Linked DNA regions of Homo sapiens: region 1 is linked to region 2. Evidence: chromatin contacts called from ENCODE Hi-C data. All regions are on one chromosome and are shown on one strand. The core of a region is the stretch at or near the end of the contact, and the rest is flanking DNA. Distances in the headings are between cores, read along the strand shown.

The links. A loop is a pair of places that touch in the nucleus more often than their neighbours do. Pooled maps may share reads with other maps.
Region 1: a loop to region 2 is called in a pooled map, with 9 times the contacts of the local background. The contact joins the promoter of ZNF519 here to the enhancer-like site in region 2. A Hi-C loop is called at or near these places in 6 of 50 pooled maps.

The regions. Positions count from the first base shown.
Region 1 is chr18:14,129,129-14,134,443 of GRCh38, reverse strand. ZNF519 (zinc finger protein 519) reads left to right here and starts at 2,009. Exons shown (of 3, transcript NM_145287.4): 1 at 2,009-2,169. The coding sequence starts at 2,167. RefSeq lists a silencer at 1,749-1,808 and enhancers at 2,059-2,398, 2,301-2,822.
Region 2 is chr18:13,581,913-13,587,330 of GRCh38, reverse strand. The region is part of intron 4 of LDLRAD4 (low density lipoprotein receptor class A domain containing 4); the gene reads right to left. Among named protein-coding and RNA genes, the nearest start is that of MIR4526, 26 kb to the left of the region's middle. Within about 2 kb of position 1,395, at least 3 of the 41 ENCODE cell types and tissues checked have a DNase peak (open chromatin) inside an H3K27ac peak, as active enhancers do.

The sequences.
Region 1 (5,315 bases), core at 760-3,259, 550 kb before region 2:
GAAACAAGGCTAGTTCTATCCTATGCCTACACAAATGTATTTGTTTGTAATAATTTACTGAGCATTATGTTAATGCTTTGGACATATATTTCTGTATGCATGTCATTCAATAAAATTTAAATATTACATATTTAATCTTAACAGAATAATAGCAATGTTTGGTATTGTTTTGTTTGAAAGTGAGGCATTTAGTGTCAGACATCATGAGATGGGTATTAATATTCCAAGGTATTTATTCACATCCTGACTCTTGGGGGTCCCCCTCGATCTTTCATTTTTACCTCAATTGAGTAAGTAGCATGGTTGTAGTTTTGGGGAATGCAATTTTTTACAGCAAAGTCCTTCCTCCACGATAGTACTCACCACGGCCAGGACACTTAGCACAGGGCCCTGTACGTAGTGTGCACTCAGTGTGTGTGGAACTGGTGTGAATCAGAAACAAAACAAGTAGCAGAGGTCAGTTCTGCAAAGGATAGAAAGTAAGTAATCAAGACTGAAAGGCCGCAACTCAGCAGCAAACACTTCTATGTTAATTTGAGAAATAATTTCAACTGGCTCTCCAAAAGATGTTGGTTTAAAGCAGTAACATGGGAGTTGAGCTGTGTGCTATAATCACCCGAGAGCTTTAAATCACACTGTTGCCTAGGTCTCACTCCAGAGATTGACTTAATTACCCCATTGCAACTTGGGTTTGAAGACTTTAAACACTCCTCTACAAGGTTATTGAAATATGCAGCCAAGGGTGAGAAGCATTGATTCAGGGTGAGGAATACATTGGCTGTATGTGATTTTTATGTGTGCTTTAGGGATTTGCCCCATAGCTGCTCCTGAATGTGGGGTCTTAGAAAACATCTTTACCCTTCAAAGCATATTCTGCTGATTGGCTAAATTGCAGCAGGAAAAAATATCAGCAGCTCTGTCTTTATGTCACTTGCCTTCAAAGCAAAAGATTTTTCAGGCACAGTAATTTGATTTAGTCTGTGTTAAAAATCATAAATAGCCTAGAAATACAAAAAAAAAGAGGTGTTCAGGCCTTCACCTCCCTGAGATCGGAGCATCAGAGCCCTCATGGCTGCTGGTTTGAAGTAAAATGTGCTGCAAACATAAAATACACAGCGAGTTTAAAAGATTTAGATCCAAAATATTTATAATTATTTGTTGACCACACATGAAAAATAATATTTTGGGTATAATGGCTTAAAGAGTATTACAAACAATTTCACTTGTTTCTTTTTATTATTCCTATTATTTCTGAGATGGAGTCTTGCTCTGTCACCCAGGCTGCAGTGCAGTGGCACAAACTCAGCTCACTGCAACCTCCACCTCCTGGGTTCAAGCGATTCTCCTGCCTCAGCCTCCCAAGCAGCTGGGATTACAGGCGCCCGCCACCATGCCCGGCTAATTTTTGTATTTTTAGTAGACAGGGCTTCATTATGTTGGCCAGAGTGGTCTCGAACTTCTGACCTCTGGCCTCTCAGAGTGCTGGGATTACAGGCGTGAGCCACCATGTCAGGACTCTTTTTATTACTATTTTTGATCTGGCTAATAAGACATTTAAAATTCACAATAGCTAACGTTTTATTTTTTAGAGGATTGCTTCTCTCTTAAAATCTTAGGTGTCCCACTCCAAAGACCGGCGGCCAGAAAGGTTATGAAATCTGAAATATTAAATAATTGTCATTATATTGCTTCCATTTGTGAACAACGTGTGTGTGTGTTTTATAAACGAACATAACCTTCATAACGTTATACACCACAATGCTAAAAAAATGACCCCTGGGCAGAGCCAGGCGCAGCACAGACAGAAAGCCCTGCCTGAAAGTGACTGGAGCCAAGAGCCTGTCACTCTCGGCTCATTCCGTGCAGTGTATGGTAGCATCTTCTGACACGCAAGGCCTGAGGTCGCGGTGCCTGCACTACTATCCAATCAGGGCTCTGGGGTGGGAACTGTCCAATCAGGCGCGCAGCCAGGGAGGAAGGGGCGGCTTCCGGAATCTGGCGCGGCCTTTGTCTCACTTCAGCCAGAGCGCGGGGTTAGGGCTTCATTGCCTTGTGTCCTCTGCTCCGGGAGACTTCGGTGATTCTGCCACTCACTCCGTCGCTCTGTGACCTGCTGGCATTGAATGATTTATAGCTAAGACTCCAGGACACCCCTGAAGCCGAGAAATGGTGAGTGTGGGGGGCAGGGCGTACCGAGACTGGGGAGGGGGCTCCTTGGAACCGGCTGGACATGGCGGTGACGGGACCTAGTCTGCGAGTCGAGTCTGCAGCTCAGCCCTCAGTCCCCTCCGGTGCAGGGACTCCGGGCGTCCTGTCCTGTCCCTGCACGGCGGCTTTGGCCCCAGCCTGTAGCCCTCTTTGCGCAGCTCTGCGCCCGCAGCCCTGCATCTTCCCCAGGTTGTGAGGTGATGAGGCGAAAGTCATCGGAAAGACGCCGACTCGGTGTGCAGGGTTCCTGCGTGGAAGGAGCTGTGGTCCGTGGGGTCCCCCGTCCCTACCTTACCCTGTTCGGAATTAGACTGAGGCGCCATTAAAACATAGACAGCTTATATGAGTAAACAGTGATTAATTAATGGGACAGCGCTCAGCAATGGTTTGTGGTTGGGGGGCTACTAGAAGGTCTTGAAAGAAAGGCTTGTATAAGGTGTGTGAGGAAGCAAAGACAATTAAATAATTGGGTACAGTTATGTAGTCGCTTTATTTGGAGTGTCTGGGTGGAAATTTCCTGGTTATGTAATCAGGGATTAATTGGAGGTTTGTAGTTGTTTAAGCTTGAATTTCGTTTCCTCCTAAGGTAGTAACTTAGAAAAAAATGCATTTGAGTTAGATTTCTTTTTTTACATAGAGGCCTAGACCACTAGAGCCACTTCAGTCTAAATGACTGCTATGTAATTATTTTAACTTTAATCAAAGACACTGGTTTTCGCCTGCATTTTCCAAATGTGTGGCAAGCAGGGTCTCACATCCACTACTCTGTTCTGCCAGCCTAACCTGGCTTGAAGTAAAATCTTAAATTTCCGGTTTCTTGCTGACATTCCCCAAAGCCAACTTCTACGCTCCCATACATTATCAACTGTTTTTGTCCTTTATTGCACATTTCAGAAACAGTATTTGAATTAATCACTTTTTCACAGAGCAGTGGATGGCAATTTGTAAAATACTTATTTTCTACTTACAAATATTTCACATGAGAAAAAAGCAGAAAATAATCCCCTGGCACTCAACTGTAAAAAATCTTTCTGCTGTTTCTCCTTGTATCCTCCCTTAGCACAAACGCCCTTATTAGGCCATCTTGGGATTGAGGTTTTCGTTGGGAAACTTTATGGGGCAATGTTTCCTTAGCCACATTCGGGCCTTTTTCTAGTCCTGAGTTTTAGAACTGTCTTGAGATGGCCCAAGATACAAACCAGAGCCATGTATTTTGGGAGTTCTGGTGAATAGCAGCCCTTTGGTAATCTTCCAGAGGACACACTGAGGGATGGGAGTGCAGCTTCTCAAAGGAGCAGCTGAATGCCCTGGGGGTGAGAGAAATATCCAGGCTTACCCTTCCTGTAAAAAAAGAATCCCTTGGGATTTTTAAGATTTTTTTTTTTTTTCCCCCAACCCCAGTTTTCATTCCATGGAAACACATTGCTTGTCAGCCAATCAGATGCTGGTATTCAGAGAAAAAGATAGACTATTCCTGTCTTCTGAATTGTCTTATATTTGCGAAGGGAGAGAAACTAACCTGAAGGACAAGAAAAACCCACCCCAGGGAGGCAGTGCAAGAACCTGCAAAGCAAAAAGCACAGTGGGGCACAGTGCAGTGTCTCCTGGGAGGGTGGGCATTGAGCACTTCAGTGAGGAGTATGGGGGTGATAGAAAGTCCCAAGGGATAAGGTGGCCTGATTTGACACTTGAGTCATATGTCCCTGTTCCAGAAAGCACTGCCACTCCCTGAGTTTGTCCCCCTGTATAGATTTGCTCACTTATTTCAACTTCGGTTTTTTTAATTAACTGTAAATTGGATCTCAAAGGATAGGCAGAAAAGGGCTTTTAAAAAAAGTTGGAAAGAGCAAATAAGATTAGAAGGAAGGTGAGAGAGGGTGGGCAGAATGAAGTGTGGCAAAATCAGATTCTAAATCAGAGAGCGTTCAACCCTGAAGTCAGCTTTTTCTTAGGAGGTTAATAAAGAGAGATTGAATGTTGAATCAGGCTGAGAATAGGTCAAAGTTCAGGGATCTGAACAAATAGGCTTTTTTTTTTTTTTGACCATCGGAGATGAAATTGTTCAGCCAATTGTATATGAGAAAAAAATGGAAATGTGTGGTCCATGTCTGACTCTGTGATAGGTTTAGAAAAAAAGAAGAGAGAGTATTATTGAAGTCACAATGGGAAGGGTGTCTCTTTTCGTTAAGCTGATTTCGGAGAACAAAAAGCATGAGGAATTTTTTGTCACAGCTATTTAGCAGAATTACCTACCTGCCCCAGCTTTCACCACCACTTTTTCTTGCCCTATGCATCTCTTCCATGTGGCTGTTCCTGAGCTGTATCTTCAATAATAAACTGGTATATGTAAGTACAGTGCTTTGCTGAGTTCTGTGAATAGTTCTATCAAATTATTGAGCTTGAGGAGGGGAATGTGGAAGCCCTTGATTTGTAGGAAGTAGTTGAGAAATAAAGATGGGTATCCGGAGGCATGTGACTGGCATCGGCAGTGAGGACAGTGTTATGGGACTTAGCCTGAACTTGTGGGATCTATGCTGACTCTGGGCGGTGTTGGAATTGAGGTGTTGGACAGCTAGTTGGTGTTGGATAATTGGTTGGTGTTCAGCAAACTCCTTACGTTTTGTGTCAGAAGAAAGACATCACTGGGGCCTGGTCTATAAGGAGACTCCAGGTGTCTGAGGGAAGTGAGGCTTTGTTCTGCACACAGGCTTGTCGTCACCCTGTGCGTTGTCCTGTAATTCCAGGTCTCCTCCTACTGTGAGATGGAACGAGAGCTTAGAGTGAAGGAGCTCTGAGAACCTATTCCCTCCCCTGACCCTGCTGCCAGCCCCTACATGCTTCTAACCCACTCCTGAACATACCCACTAAAAATTGATCTGGCTACACTCCTCCCACGACAAAGTTTTACCCTCAGGAATTGTGCTCACAACAGCTTTCCTCCTAGAGTTTTCTGCCAAGAACATACACAGGTGCCTAGAAGACTCCTGGCTTATCTCAACTGTAGACACTGAATCTCTATCGGGAACCTGTTTTTTTCACCAACCCAGGTTTCTTGGACTACCTGATCATAATCTCTTCTGATTGTATGAACACAGGAATAAGTCAGA
Region 2 (5,418 bases), core at 146-2,645:
TGAGAGTGAGACTGTCTAACATGGAGAGAGTTCTGGAATGCAATGCCTAGGGCAGGGGTTCTCAAAGTGTGGTTGCTAGAACAGCAGCATCAGCATCACCTGGGAACCTGTTAGAAATGCAAATTTTCAGGTCCACCCAGATCTACTGGGAGCTCTGGGCATGAGGCCAGCAGTCTGGGTTTTACAGAGCCATCTAGGAGATTCTGATGTATGTTAGAGTTTGAGAACCCTCTGACCCAAGGAAGCGGTGGTGTTTCAAGAGTGGAAACCTCCAAAAAGAAAATGAATAAACATATAATATTTTCATATTGCCAGCTTCCTAGGCAATCTGATTTCTCTGGGTCTCTGACTCCCATGACTTGGAACTCCCAACCCCTTTTTTCTTTGCAAGTAGATACAGTGTGATGTTACAGGGGTGCATACACATACTGATCCCCCCTATTTTTTTTTCCTTTTTTTTTTTTTTTTAGATTCAGAGTCTCACTCTGTCACCCAGGCTGGCTGCGACCTCTGCCTCCCAGGGTCAAGGGTTTCTCCCAACTCAGCCTCCTGATATGTGGGATTACAGGTGTGCGCCACCATGCCTGGCTAATTTTTGTATTTTTGTAGAGACGGGATTTTGCCATGTTGGCCAGGCTGGGGTCTCAAACTTCTGACCTTAAGTGATCTGCCTACCTTGGCCTCTCAACGATTCCCCCCTGATTTTTAAGGTATCCAGATTGTTTTGAGATTGACTTGCCTTAAAGTCAGAGATCCTTGTATATATGGATGTGTGTCTGTTTCAGGGCTCCTAGGCTCTTCTCACAATGGCACAGCGACTGTCATAATCTGACTTCACTTGGTTGGCAGGGGAAAGGTAAAATGGTAGCTGTGACTCAGAGCCCTCAGAGCCCTTCTCAGTTTCTATTCTTTTTTTTTTTTTTTGAGACAGAGTCTTGCTCTGTCACCCAGGCTGAAGTGCAGTGGCACGACCTCAACTCACTGCAACCTCCGCCTCCCGGGTTCAAGCAGTTCTCTCTCCTCAGCCTCCCAGTAGCTGGGATTACAGACGCCTGCCACCACGCCCGGCTAATTTTTGTATTTTTAGTAGAGACGGGGTTTTGCCATGTTGGCCAGGCTGGTCTAGAACTCCTGACCTCAAGTGAGCTGCCTGCCTTGTCCTCCCAAAATGCTGGGTTACAGGTGTGAGCCACCATGCCCCGCCCTCAGTTTCTATTCTTTACTAGGTATTTTTTCAACATCTAGGTTGCAGTAATTTTAGCCTCAAGGAGTCTGCCATATCTTCAACTTTCATTCACTCCAGTGCTTCAGCTGTGTGACATTAGCTAGCTTGTGCATCACGAAATATTTTTGATCTGTTTCTTTAAGGGAGAAAGTAGGGGAAATCTGAAGGTTTGATGGACAAGTTCATTTAAGAGGAAGTAAGTTTGCAGATATTAGCTAACTTTCAGTTCTCCTATTTAATTTGCTCCCCTGGCTTGGTTCAATATTGAAATATATATATTCTTTCCAACACAGAGCTTATTATTCTGTAATATATTACCAGGAATCAGCAATCTCCACACAACGCCAGTTTGTGTTCAGTAAGAGGTATTTTGGTTGATGTAGCAATTGTGCTTACATTTGGAGAAAATCTGGAAAAGCAGTTGTCTGTATCAGTAAAATTCATCACTAAAATTAAATGCTTTAATTTTCCTAATGGGCTTGAAAGGGGGAGTGGGAAACCAAATGTGCTTTGAAAAGATAATCTCCTGGAAGAGGAAGTCTGTATGAAGGCTTAATCAAATCTGGGGCAGAAGTTATGTTGCCAAAATTACTAATCATCAGAATGACCCTGCTTGCTCATTAGTGCATTAATAAGTGTGGCCACCCTTCACCTGAGCAGGCTGCTAATCTCCACGGTCAGGCATAATCCATTTCTTCTCCTCTCTCTTCACCTCAATATTAATGGCTTAGCAAAGACCCCTTTAAAAAAACAGAACCCAGAAGGCACTGTTATTTATCACCGAAGATAAATTCATGCAGCTTACAGTATTCATGCCAGAATAAAGAGAGCCAGTAACAGATTTGTTCCTGATGCATTAGAAATGAGCCCCAGTGACAAACTCCTGCTCTCTCCCCAGCAAAGCTGATGTATTGACTAGACAGGTAGATATGAGCTACTCAGGCTGTCTGGGTGCTATGGAAATCATGTCGAGTGCATTTGACCATCGGCAATGGGGCCAGACACGCATGAGGCTCATTCTTATTCCAGCCAGGGAAAAGGCCTCGTCTGCATTTGCCTTTTGCTGAAAGGCTGCCATATTTGTCAGCTCAGACGCGTGTAAGATAAGCTCTGTCCTCGTTATCTAATATTTCACCAGGCAGTGGAACCGAAGGATAAGGACACCCTAATTGCCTACGTGGGCAGCAAAGCTTGAGTGCTGTCAGGCCCAGCACGAAGCCTGGAGCCTGGACAAGAGGAAGTTTACCGCAGAAGTTAATCACTTCATTTGGAAGGAAAGCCCTGAAGGATTTGGACAATTATGGTTTATCCTGGTTCTACAGTGTATCAGGAGACAGATCCAAAGTTCTCACTGCAGAATAATCTTCAGACAACTTGCCTTTCTTCCCCACAGCACACTCTTAACTTAAATTTACCCTAGGATTAAGCACAATAAGAAGTGGTAATATGGAATTATTTGTGCACAGTTAACAAGAAATGAGTATGAGAAAAGACAGGTTTTGTAGCCATCCCTCCACCGAGCCATCCTATGATTCCTCCATTGGCTAAGTCTTCCTGGGCGCCAGGTGCAGTGCTAGTCACCGAGGGGAACAACACGGATGAGCTCCTGTTCTCAGACAAGCTGGAAGTGTCTGGGAAGGAAGAGGAGACAGATAGCAGATAGCTACAAACCAGCTGGGCAGGGCTATCACAGAATCATCACAGCTCAGCTCAGGAGAGGAGAGGAAGCGCCAAGCAGTGGGAAGAAGAGAGAGTGGAAGAAGGCTTCCTGTAGGAGGTGGCCACTCATCTGAGTCTTAAGGGATAAGTAATAATTAGTCAGATGACAGAAAGAGGGGACAAGATTCCAGGGGGAAAGACTGTCATGAAGCAGAGGTTAAGAGATGACAGAGCACAGTGTGTCTGGGACAACCCTAAGCAATTGGAGTCCAGGGCATTATGACGATGAAGAGACCAAGGCAGGCAGAGGCAGACGCCGGTCACAGGCTTTCCCCTGTGGCCCCAGAGCACTGAAGGGTGATGGGAGGCAACGTGGCTTCGGGTGGGCCGGGCTCACCTGCACTCTCAGCAAGATGGGTGTGGGAGATGGGCTAAGGGCGGTGGTGGTCCTCAAGGGAAGCCAGGCTGAGGCTGCGGAGATGGGAAGGGCACGGCAGGCCTGTAGGCAGCTGGGGGAGCAGGGCGAGGTGACCCCGCTCTGTGAGTGGCAGAAAGTGCTCGCAGGTTCCATTCTCTTCCCTCTGAGCCTGACATTCATTAAGCCCTGCCATGCCAGAACTGTGAAAGGCAAAGCGAGAGACACAACAATAAGACTCCGCCAGCAGTGGGGAGCCGCAGCGCCCTGGCTCGGTGACTCAAGCAGGCTTCGGCGCGGCCGGGCCCCCCAACACTACTTGTCAGTGAATGAAAGAGTGAAAACCACACCCTGGTCAAGCCACCGAGCCTCTTTTACTCTAACTTCATATCTTTTGGCAAATATCAATCTTTCTTAAAATTTAATTTATCAGTTGAACGTGGTGATATTATGTTCCTCTAAATATCTCAGCGGCCAAACTCGTTTCTTTCTTTTTGGAACTCTAATAACACTTATTTTTTACAACTCATTTAAAGTTCCCAATCCCATGCATTCTAGTACTACTAACTAGATCTTAGGCATCTCAAAGTTGGTGCCGTGACCACCACGTCCCTCCCCTAGGTCTCGGTAACAAAAGTCAGTCACCACACACGTGGCCATCAGGAGGCCGCCCCAGTCTGTCAGCCATCCTCTCTCCACCTCACCTTGTCATCTGCAGATTTAGACTACAAATATTGCCCTAACAATTTCACAGTGTTTTAGAAAAAAATGAGAGAATATAAAAGAAATACTAAAATATTAAATTACATGTATTTATATATAATTTTGTACTAATATTACAAAAGCTTCTAATTTTTTGGATAGCATCTAGTCCACTGTGGCTAGTAAATAAATTTTAAAATAAGAGCTATAATTCACAGTCTTATGGTGCGGGTGAAATAATCAAAAAGACCCAGAGACCAAAAAGAGCTCTTCAGCATGGAAACCTATTAAGGTTTGATTCAGATGAGTATACAAGCAAGACGCGGTGGCTCACCCCTATAATCCCAGCACACTGGGAAGCTGAGGTGGGAAGATCACTTGAGGCCAGAGTTGGAGACAAGCCTGGGCAACATAGCAAGACCCCATCTCTACAAAATGTAAAATTTAAAAATTAGCCAGCACAGCGGCATGCACCTATAGTCCTAGCTACTTGGGAGGCTGAGGCAGGAAGTTTGCTTGCGCCTGGGAGGTCGAGGCTGCAGTGAGCTATTCTCGTGCAACTGTACTCTAGCCTGGGTGACAGAGTGAGACCTCGTCTCTAGAAAAGTAAATTAAAAATAAATAAATAAGTGCAGAGATGAAGTGGAGCCACATGGGAGGCGAGCCACCCAGGAGCAGAGCTCGTGGCAAGGCTGAGGAGGGTGTGGGCCTCCTGCCATGCTGCATCTCTCCTGGGCCCAGTGGGGACAGGTATTGATGCCCATGTGTTGTCAAATGCCTCCTCCCATCGCTCAAAGGAACCCAAGTGGACAGAGCAGAGGAGCTGCAAACACTGCCCTCGGCTGGGGGCCTTAGCGGGCAAGCCTGGGAGGGAACTGCATCTGCCTGGAAAAGGCAGGCTGCTCTCAAAGCCAAATCCCACTCCAGGCGGTTTAGATGCAGTTCTTTGATTGATGGCGCAGCTACCATGCTGCGGCCTGGGATGCCCACTTATGGTCCAGCACAGTGCACACAGAACTGATATACACATTCATCTTTCTCCTTCACTCCCCAGTCACCTCTTGCCCTTTTAGGCCATTCAAAGGCAAAGAAAACTGGCCATTGCTGAGTGCTTCTGTGTCAGGCCCTGTGCCGACTGCTTTAGGTTTTTTTGTTTTTTCCCTCATTTTTGGCATAAATCACTATGCCCATTTTAGTAGAAAATATTGATGCTGGGTGGGGTAATGTCACTTGATTACAGATGCATGAGAGCTAGGGGCTGACTCCAATCTGGATTTATAATGCCCCCAAGGCCATGCTCCTTTCACAGCCCCTCAGTGTGGAATAAATCACAGAAAGATACATGCATGTTTGTAACGGATGGGCGGGGGTGGACCGTCAAATGCTGCAGTCCAGTCCCTGCCACCCCTTACCACAC